Regions from separate parts of the Homo sapiens genome. Here region 1 is linked to region 2. The links are chromatin loops, found by intact Hi-C in ENCODE. Cell type or tissue: Caco-2. All regions are shown on one strand. Links, peaks and the distances in the headings refer to the core of each region. The heading gives the core; the rest is flanking DNA.

Evidence for each region. Peaks named below come from ENCODE experiments on the same cell type or tissue, not always from the same donor. Only the 100,000 strongest peaks of a DNase experiment are listed, where the experiment ranks them.
Region 1: it touches region 2 in a loop (2.4-fold over the local background); 5 of 110 quality-filtered maps call a loop at or near these places.

Annotation. Positions count from the first base shown.
Region 1 is chr13:98,023,716-98,028,715 of GRCh38, forward strand. It overlaps IPO5 (importin 5), which reads left to right. Exons shown (of 29, transcript NM_002271.6): 29 at 1-581. Among named protein-coding and RNA genes, the nearest start is that of IPO5, 73 kb to the left of the region's middle. In Caco-2, for the core only: no CTCF peak of the experiment used is centred there; a DNase peak (open chromatin) is centred at 2,929.
Region 2 is chr13:98,413,311-98,419,294 of GRCh38, forward strand. The region is part of intron 16 of FARP1 (FERM, ARH/RhoGEF and pleckstrin domain protein 1); the gene reads left to right. Among named protein-coding and RNA genes, the nearest start is that of FARP1-AS1, 20 kb to the right of the region's middle. In Caco-2, for the core only: no CTCF peak of the experiment used is centred there; a DNase peak (open chromatin) is centred at 3,201.

The DNA of each region.
Region 1 (5,000 bases), core at 1-5,000, 390 kb before region 2:
TGAAAGAAGCGCTCTGTTAGATGCAGACTGGCAGCATCCTCCTTGATAAAAGCAGAAAAGCAAAGAGGTAATTGGAGTTGAATCAAGTTAATAGGGAAGGTTGGTAGTAAATGCTGTTAGTGTGACATGATTCTGAAACCCAGAGCTCAGAACTAACTGTGAGATGTACCATGAACTAACAATTCTTTGAAAGGACCTGCAGAAGCATTTTTAATACCTCATTCTGTCTATGCAAGATGAAAATCCATGGAGTTTTTTCTTGGCTTTTGTACCAAATTTAGGGGTCTTGCATGTCAGCAAGTGATATATATTGTTTATAAATGCAAGCTATTTCTGGAGGGGAAAAATGTGTGTGGCTCTTACGTTTTCTGGGAATTTTGTAACAAGTTACACGCACAAGTGTTAGAAACTTTGGCATAACTCAATTTGGAGTATTTTTTAAATGCTGTATCTTTAAAGAAAAGTAAAATTGTCTTAAATCTAATTGACACTTCTGTAATGAGAGGCAACCTTATAACTCTGGAGTTGTAGTTTGACAGAACCATCAGTAAAGACATAAGCAAATAAATGGTCTTGGTGCACCTGGTCTGATAATAAATAAGGGGGGTGCTTACTTACAGTCTTGCAAGCATTATATTTTTATGATCTAATCTTTTGAGTGAGTGCCTGTTTAAGCAACGTGAAAGGCTAAGGAGCTAGCTAAATGTTTTAATAACTGCTTCATTCTGCCTAGGAGGATTGTTGGGTCAGTTTTCTCTGCTGCACAGAAATCACTTTGCAGGTCGGGCGCGGTGGCTCACGCCTGTAATCCCAGCACTTTGGGAGGCCAAGGCAGGCGGATCACCTGAGGTCAGGAGTTGGAGACCAGCCTGGCCAACATGGTGAAACCACATCTCTACTAAAAATACAAAAAGTAGCCAGGTGTGGTGGCAGGCACCTGTAATCATAGCTACTCCAGAGGCCGAGGCAGGAGAATCACTTGAACCTGGGAGGCAGAGGTTGCAGTGAGCCGAGATTGTGCCATTGCACTCCAGCCTGGGCAACTGGGTGAGACTCCATCTCAAATAAAAATAAAAAAAAAAAAACGAAATCACTTTGCTTCTCTTAACCTTCTTTGCCACAAAAGATTAACAGCCAAAACCTGCCATGTTTGCTATTCCTAAGCAGATTTTCTTTCTCGGCCCTAAAAGTATGAGTACCACTATTAGAAGAAGAAAGTGAATGATCCACAATGTATGCACATCACACTTGGGAGGAAGCATGAATATTTATTTCCAGCACTTGGAACTTCTGAATGGTGGTGCTGAGGAGCAGGGGTTAATTCTAACAACATCCTGCCCTAGACTTAAACCCTTTTTTCCCCACACAGCTGTAACCCTTACAGTGTATGCCAGACAACATTTGGGCTGATTATTTCTATGTATTTATTATATTTGGATGAATACAAACATTTTAAAGATAAATTATAGCTATATTATTCACTTCTCAATGAATCCAAAAGTGGTACAATATAATTTTTTGTAAAACATTACAAAAAATTTTTTCTAAATTCCACTAAGGCAGCAGAGTATAATTATGAAATCTGTTCTTTCATGATTCAGGAGCTTTCATTGTGTATTTCCTTTTGATTGATCTATCATTTCTGTCCTCTTGACTAGCATTCAGATTGTAATGGAAACCAGAATAGTGCCACTTGATATGAATCAGAAATTAGTTCCCCTATTTCCCCTAAAAGTTTTGTAACAGATGGGTAGAAAATGTAAGAGTTTGGATCAGCCCGACAACTTGCTCCTGTGATCCTAAGGTGCACCATAAAAGACCATGGTGCTGTATGGTTAAGACCAGAGGTTGGCAAATGTGTTCTCTAAGTTCGAGATAGTAAATATTTTAGCACTCGTCACCGAACAAGTATGTGTTTGCAAGTTATAGGGTCTCACAAACTGCTTAGCCGTTGCAGTGCGAAAGCAGTCATGGACCATAGTAAACAAACGGGTTTGGCTGTATCCCAGTGAAACTTGACAAAAGAGGCTAGCCATAGCTGCTGACCTCTGAATCAAATCACTGTGTCAGTTAAAAAATCCCAGTCTACCATGTACTCAGCTTACCTAACCTCTGTATGCCTTAGTTTCCTTCTCTGTAAAATGGGAACAATAATAGTACATACCTTATAGAGGGTTCAGATGGATTTAGAAGCCAGGCACATTAAGCATTAGCTATCAGAATTACACCTAAATTCTATTAATACTTACAGATAATTTAAGCAAACTTTTTTTTTTTTTTTTTTTTTGAGATGGAGTCTCCCTCTGTCACCAGGCTGGAGTGCAGTGGCGCGATCTCGGATCACTGCAACCTCTGCCTCCCAGGTTCAAGTGAGATGCCTCCCAGGTTCAAGTGATTCTCGTGCCACAGCTTCCCGAGTAGCTGGGACTACAGGTGTGAGCCACCATGCCCAGCTAATGTTTGTATTTTTAGTAGAGACAGGGTTTCACCATGTTGGTGAGGATGGTCTCTTGACCTCGTGATCTGCCTGCCTCGGCCTCCCAAAGTGATGGGATTACAGGTGTGAGCCACGGTGCCCAGCTGCAAACTTTTTTTTTTTTTCAAGTTCTCTAATCAGCCTTGGCATTAGGAGGAAGCCTAGAAAGTTGTGGAAAATATTGGGAAACTTTGCAAAGTCAGTGAAGTTGTGCCATAAACGTGGTGTATGTGGACTATTTTACTTTCTTGACACTGTGATTCTGGTGTTTGAAGATGCCTGATCTGCATAAGACATGGCCCTAAATGCACCCATTGCCTCATCTGGAGCTCCACCCTAAAAAGCAGCAGTCTGTCCCTGTTTGGAGAAGACATTCAGTTTGCTGCAAGAGCTGGTTTGTTCGGTACACTGAACTGTAGGTCACCAGGGACTTTTGCCCCCATGCTCACATGAATCTGGCATCTATGTAGGATGAGATCACTGTCAAGGCCATTGTACAGGAGTGGACAGCTGGAAAGCTTTGCCCCCTGGGGTCACACTTCCTGCCTGGCTGTGGCCCCTTGCGGGAGCTCCTTAATCTCTTACATAAAGTTAACGGCTACCACACAGGGTTGTTGTAAGGCTTAATATATGTATAAAGCACCTAGAGCAGTGCCTAGCATTGTAGATTTGATATTATGAGTACACATGCTGAAGAGATGGAAGTACATTTGGATAGCATTTCTTTTTGTTAGTGTCAACCTAAAAGAGGATCTCAAAAAGAAAACGTTTATTTGGGAGTAGAGCATTGCAATGGGAATGTACATGCCATCATAGATGATGAGTATATTGAGGGAAAAAAAGGTTTTTGTGGGTTTTTTTGGTTTTGTTTAATTTTGTGATGACAGAGTCTCCCTATGTTACCCAGACTGCTCTTGAACTCCTGGGCTCAAGTAGTCCTGCTTCAGCTTCCCAAAGTGCTGAGATTACAGGCGAAAAGAGAAAGGTTTATAAAGGAAGAAATGAGGATTACATCGTTGTTTTGAGATAATTATCCCTGACTGCACAGGTCAGTAACAAGGGTGATGCCAGTCCAAGGTTGACAAGCAGTTGGATGTGTGCTTGCAGAAGTATTTTTTGTGTGAGGTTGCAAAGGCCTTTGTGCAAAGTTGTGATTTTTGTGGTCTTTGTCATCATGCGTACAAACATGAGAACCCTCTATGACCTTTCTAGCTGTTTGTCCGGGTGTTCTTAACATTAGTGACTCCTTTTTTTTTTGAGACGGAGTCTTGCTCTGTCACCCAGGCTGGAGTGCAGTGGCGCAATCTTGGCTCACGGTAACCCCCACCTCCCGGGTTCAAGTGATTCTCCTGCCCCAGCCTCGTGAGTAGCTGGGATTACAGGCATGTGCCGCCATGCCCGGCTAATTTTTGTATTTTTAGTAGAGACGGGGTTTCACTGTGTTGTCCAGGCTGATCTCGAACTTCCAACATCAGATGATCCAGCTACCTTGACCTCCCAAAGTGCTGGGAGTACAGAGTGAGCCACCGAGTCTGGCCTAGTGACTGACTCCATTTTGATTCTGACAATTTTCAAATTAGTTACCTATGGCATAAAACATGCAAACCATGGAAAACGGAAGTACTTGCTAATCAAGAATTTGATTGACTTTTATTAAGCTATTGACCAAAACTACGTTAGGCTTGCATAATAAAGGGCTGAGTAAAACACATGGTCTCTGCTACAGGGGACACATCATTAAGGAAAAGTAAAGGGTGCACTGGGTGTACCCTTTGATGAAGAAATCAAAGAAGTAAATTCACTTAATATTGCAAATAGGATGTGCATTGAGCTGCCTCAGTTTCAGCATTATAGCAAACTGCACCAAAGATAAAAATACATGTGCTCCTGGTCATTGAGAAATCCCTCCCCAGGTGATGCATTTTCCAGCCTTGCTACTCACAATTGGTTGTTCTTGGGCTGCTGCAGAGGTGACCCAGAGTGGGGCATTTGTGACCAGACAGGTCACCGGATGTGCTCCCTTGGAGGGTGAAGGAGCCAGACAGGCAAGCAGGAAGTTTTGGTCTCCCAAACTGCCTTACACCCAAACCCAGATCCTTCCTAGGGGCAGTATTGCTATGAGATAGTCCCCTTTCAATTAACTGACAATTGGGTTGGCAATGAAGAAAACCTGCCAGATTATTTGTAGCCATTTAGAAAGTTGGCCCCAACCCCCAGAGCAGTTACTGTCTTGTTTCATCCGTTCCTAGAAATCTCCTAATGGGGTATGTGGTCTTGTTTGGTGTGTCTGTTTCTGTCCCGAGTGTGCTGCTGCTGCTTAATCACACTCCTGAATTTTCTCAAATCTTCTATGATTTAGGGATTAACTGGCATGTTTTATCTAGTTTTAAGAATTTAGCCAGCCGGCCCAGTGGCTAATGCCTGTCATCCCAGCACTTTGGGAGACCAAGGTGGGTGGATCACAAGGTCAAGAGTTCGAGGCCACCCTGGCCAATATGGTGAAACCCCCGTCTCTACTAAAAAT
Region 2 (5,984 bases), core at 403-5,402:
ACGTTAGCAAGAGTCTTGGTATTATGAATATAAGAGAAATGTCACTTTTCAAAATTAAAAATAAAAATGTGGGCACAGTGGCTCATGCCTGTAAATCCCAGCACTTTGGGAGGCTGAGGCAGGAGGATCACTTGAGGCCAGGAGTTCGAGAGCAGCCTGGGCAACATAGCAAGACCCCATCTCAACAAAAAAACATTTAATTAGCCAGGCATAGTGATGCAAACATGTGGTCCCAGCTACTGGAGAGGCTGAGGCAGGAGAATCACTTCAACCCAGAAGTTCAGGGCTGCAGTGAGCTATGACTGTGCCACTGCACTCCAGCCTGGGTGACAGAACAAGACCCTGTCTCCAAAATTAAAATTAAAATTCTACCAAATGTAACTTTACCTTCCCCAGGTTGACCTAGAACCTTTCACGTGTGTTCTGCCTGTGTCTCATCATTCATACAAAGTTGAATGATGCTCTCATAATGGGGTCAAAGACCTTACAACTCTGGAGAACCCATTTGGCAGTTTGTTCTCTGGCCAGCGAGACATGTGTTAGTACCGTCTTAGGCAAATCTTCCTGGAGGCTCAGGGCATCTTGAGCTGATGTCACTATAGCAGTCTCAGTGCATGTGGCAGTTGATTTAAATAAGGTTGGAGAGGCCACACACAGGAAATGTCATCAGTTTGCAGTACCCTGAAAGCCCTTCATGGTGGCTTTGGCTGGCTCCCCATTGGAGGGCGCCACCAGAGAGAAATGCAGAGAGCTGTCTAATACGACTCATTTTAGGAGTAAATGCCGTACGCGTGGATCTTCCATGGCCATAAATCTTTACCTTATCTGTGAAAGAGTAGTGAGTTGCTTAAAAAGCAGTTGATATAATTTGATTCCCAGAGGGTTTTCAGTAGAGTATCTTTCTAAGATCCATAATGTAACCCATGTTTTACAGAAAGACATCAGAAGCATGTAAAGTTCTCAAAGCTAGAGAGAAAGCAGATAGTCAACAAGCAGCTCCATCAGTGGGACCTGCAGTAGCCTTTCAACAATAGACCTAAACCAAATACACGACACTGGTCAGGGATCATTGGAAGGGGCTGCAGTGAAGTTAAGCTAATCAATTACTCAAGAACATGATGAGGAGGACCTGGTGTGGCAGGAATTCCAAGGGAAAAAGGCTGAGTGTGAATGAGTTTAGTATGAGCCATAGACCAACACAGAGAGAAACCAGTGTCTCTCTAGATCTGCACCTCTCAGCATCGGCTCCTCGTTGAAGTTACCTCAAGCAGCCTGATATAACCCAGCCCTGTTATATCAGAGTCTCTGAGGGGTAGAACCAATGCATTCGTAGGTTCTAAACTTCCCAGGTGATTCCAAAGTGTAGCCAAGGTCAAGAACATTTGCCCTAAAATGCCTCATTAAAAAGAGCCCAGAGCCTAGAAAAGGATGGCTCCTTCAAAATTCAAGGTTCGGCACTCCTGCAGAGCACTACACCACACTCGGCTTTCACGTGTCAAATGGGATGAGAATGCATTCCATTAAAACAAAATGACTGGATGAGAAGAGACTTTCCAAAGCATGATGGCTCCCATCAGGTACCTGCAGTCTGGTCCTGTGGGAAAGGGCATACGCATCTTCTTAGTGGAACCAGAGGACAAAATTGAAACAATGGAGTGAATTTCCAAAGAAGCACAATGTCTGAACACAGAAAAGGATTTCTGAAGCCTAAGTGCAGCGTGGCAGTGAGAGTCTGCCTTGTGAGGTCAGGAGCTCCTTCATCTCAGGGGTGCTCCAGCAGAAACTGACTGTTCATGTCCAGACAGGATTTGTCTGTGGAGCAAAACCCCAAACCTGGCGGTGCCTCAGGGTCACTGGGCTTGGGAACTGGAGGGGGCTTTGAAAAAGGCAGATTGCCAGGCCCTATCCAGTTCTCTTGAATCAGAGCTTTATTAAGAGTGAGACTCAGGAATCTGTGTGTTTTAAGTACTTCTTGGGGTGATCGTGATGAATACCTTTTCTGCAACAACCGACCCTGCAGTGCCTCTGACAGTGCTAACAGTCTATGATTCCTTGGTTTGCATGCCATAGACTGGTTATAACTCTTGTTTCTTTAGTCTACAAGCAATGCATGAAGGAATATATTAATGAATGAATGAGTGAATGAATGAATGAATGAGTAGGTGAGTGTGTGCGTGGCAGGCTTTGCCCATGGGGGACTTGCACTCTCAAAGGAGGAGGCAGGCACATAGGGCACAGAGAGCCGTGTCCTCTCACAGGTGTGGGTGTCACATCCAGGGTGGTCATGGAGCGTTGCTGCCAGTTCTGTCCCTGAGGACACACATGTACCATCATTGCCTATACAGAACAGGCAACCCTTGGGCTAAATCTGTTCAGTGAGAAGAATGGATCACAGGGAAGATTATTAAGAAAGGATTCACCCTGGCTACTGACTGACAGACTGCGCATGTGTGTGTTCAGTGCATGTATGTGTACCCATGCCTTTCCTCACGTTGCCGTGATACGGAAGCGCAGGTTGGCTCCTGTCGATTGGGATGGGTAAGATCCGAATTCGAGGTCACACCCCCGCCATGGGGCTGTCTTCAGCTGTAGGTGTGGGCCTCGTTGAACCGCATTTCCTCCTGGGTGAAATGTGGATGGCATCTCCCATGCAGGGTGTTACGCAAATGGCACAGTGTCTGGAAGGGGCTTAGTATACTGCGCTGCGCAGAGAAAGCGGGGAAGCTGATCATTTTTTAAAAATTAACTTTTTATTTGGAAATAATTCCAGAGAAAAGTTGCCAAGACAATAGTGTTTCTGTATGGTCTGCACCCATCCTCTTCCCGTTAACATCTTATGTCACCATAGGAGAGTCGGCAAAACTAAGAAAACAACGTTGGTATGTTACATTAACTAAAGTCCAGATTTTATTCCATGGTAATATTTTCAATGATTATCATTAATGGAAAGAGATCTAAAGTATAATATGCAGCAAAAGTTCCCCAGAATTTGGTATATAAGTGATCTAGTGAGTGTGACCTTCCCTTCGCAGTCCTGCATGAGACTGCAATATACTTCCATCAACAGTGGGGAAATTACAGGGCAGAGAAAGTCTCAGGAAGTTTTCCGGAATGATTAGGCTGAAGCTCAGTTCAGCAAACACACCTGCCCCTATCCAAATGTCACCTTCTCCTGAGTAAACACACCTGAGAAGGAGATGGACGCCCAAGGCCTGCTTCTTGCTGGCAAAGCCACATTACCTGCTTTCTTCAAAAACAAGGAAACTGGTTTGGTGAGTTCTAATAACTTCAGGAGTTCTTTTCCTTGTGAAAGCAAGAACAGTTTACTCAGCTGTTCAAATGAGTTCAGAGAAAGCCACTTAACAACCTTTGGCGTGCAGTCAGGACTCCCAAATGCCAGCCCTGAGGTGACTGGCAGAGGCTGAGTGCAAGGTGGCCAGCTGGGTTCCCCGAGACAGGTGGAAGGCCTGCTTTGCTACAGAGTGCCTTGGTAGATTCTGCAGGGTACAAAACTCCACTTACGAGCCAGCTGGGAGCTGGGAGACAGCAAGCAGTCAGTCGTACAAAGAGGCCCTCGGAATTGGCTATGGGGTGCACGCAGTTTTCATGGAGGATCAGCTGCATGTTTTAGGAGAAACTTTGGCCAGAGTCACGTGGAAAGCATGCGGGAGACTGGCTGGGAGGACCAGACTGACTGAATGTCGAGATATCACTGAGCAGCCAAGGCTCTGTGAGACAGTGAGGAAGGAGAGGGGAGGCCACCTAGAGTTTTGAACACAGTCAGCTCAGAGGATGGTCATGAAAATGGGAGGGAAGTCAAAGAAGCCAGGAAGAAAGAAGCATACAAGTACGATAAGGGAAGATGAGCTTGCTTTGGGAATGATAATTTTGAGGGCCCTGTGATAAAGTGCTCCAAACAGTTGGAAATGTGGGTCCCAGGCTTTGGAAAGAAATGAGGCAGAAAGGTGTAGGTTTGGAAGTTATCCACAAGAAGAATCAGATCTTCAAGGAAGAGAACATTAAGAGGAAAAGAGAGCTGAGGGCAGAATCTTCTCGACTATACCTTTATGGCAGCTTGCTTTCCATAAACGTAGATCATGGCAGCATAAAAACCAGCAAAGGAAACAGAGGCCACCAGAGGTTTGAAAAAAAAAAAAAAAAAAAAAAAAAAAAAGAACACATGGGGGTGGAGGGTCCAGAAGATAGCCGGTCTTGGAGAATGGCAGCCAGGAGGGCAAGGATGGTTTGAGGAAGGTAGTTCCTGGTGTACAGGAGCAGACTCCGGGCAGGAGGAAGTCCTGCAGGGGTAAGAGATGTGAGAAGGGTGTCCTGAGGGATTGGAGATCCCTCCAGGGCAGAGAGGGGGCTCTTTCAGGGATGGGACACTCTCACAGCTGCTGTCAGGAGTTTCACAGAGGGAGCAGCATTGTGTTGCCGTGATGCTAGGTGGCTGAAATGGAGATGACTAAGGTCAGAAAATTGTTTTGCTGCCCAGAAAAATGGAGCATCTTTATAGAAGCACCAGTGAGCCATCATAGAATAAAAATGAATTAAATACTTTTCTCATCATTCTACTAGCTCTCTGAAGCTTCAAGTGTTTGTGCTAGGTATCATTAAAAGAAAAATCAGTGTTCATAGCAGCTTTATCCACAGTAGCCAAAAGGAAGAGGTAACCCAAATGTCCATTGACATGAGTGGCTAAACAAAATGTGTGATCGAATATCCTTTTATTTATTTATGTTTTTATTAGTTTTTTAGAGACAAAGTCTCGCTCTGTTGCCCAGGCTGGAATGCAGTGGTATGATCATAGATAACTTCAGCCTTGAACTTCTGGCTTCAAGCAATCCTCCCACCTCAGCTTTTCAAGGTGCTAGGATTATGGGCATGAGCCATCACACTTGGCCTTGTTTCCTTTTTAAGCATGAGTAAAATTACATGTTTATTTGTTTGTTTTGTTTTGTTTTGTTTTTTGTTTTTTTTTTGAGATGGAGTTTCCCTCTGTCACCCAGGATAGAATGCAGCAGTGTGATCTTGGCTCACTGCAACCTCCGTCTCCCAGGTTCAAGCAATTCTCCTGCCTCAGCCTCCCCAGTAGCTGGGATTACAGGCGTGCATCACCACACCTGGCTAATTTTTGTATTTTTAGTAGAGAAGGGGTTTCGTCATGTTGGCCAGGCTGGTCTTGAACTCCTGACCTCAAGTGATCCACCCGCCTTGGCCTCCCAGTGTTGGGATTACAGGCGTTGAGCTTCCACGCCTGGCTAGATTCCATGTTCTTGAGCATAGCTTTGAGCTAGTTTTTCTTGGATTTTCTGCCTTAGTCGTGACTATATAGCTCACAGTGCTTTGAGAGCAAGCTGTTTCCCTGAGACGAGTGAAACCGTTTTGCCAATTGCCAGAATTGCAGGTGGGTTTCTACTAGAAGACACTTGAGAGAAAGCCCTCTCCGGGTCACTAGACGAGTCTGACACAGCTCTTCTCTTCTACTGTATTTTAATATGTGCCCTGTTGATAACAGGAATGATACCGGGGCTCACCTGGATGCTATCAAACCTGCCTGTGACCGGGTTGTCACTTTGGATCCTCTTATTCAATTCGACCTGGTGGTAAACCTCAGGAAGGCAAGAAAGAAGCTATAGCTTTGAGCAACCTAAGAGTGTAATTGACAGACTTGAGGGTGGCTGAGAATGGGAGGGCTTCTGTCTTCTGTGTTTCCCGCAGCTGCCAAAGGCGCGGCGTTCCCGGCCCATTGAAGATGCCTCTCGCACAAATGTCATCTTGACAAGTGGGCATGTGAATTAATGCTAAGACCAATGGGACTTTAATGAAAAATCCACATATATCACATGTGGCTGATACATATGTCATACACAATATGTTAGGTCAGGCACAGTGGCTCACGCCTATAATCCCAGCACTTTGGGAGGCCGAGGTGGGTGGATCACCTGAGGTCAGGAGTTCAAGACCAGCCTTGCCAACATGGT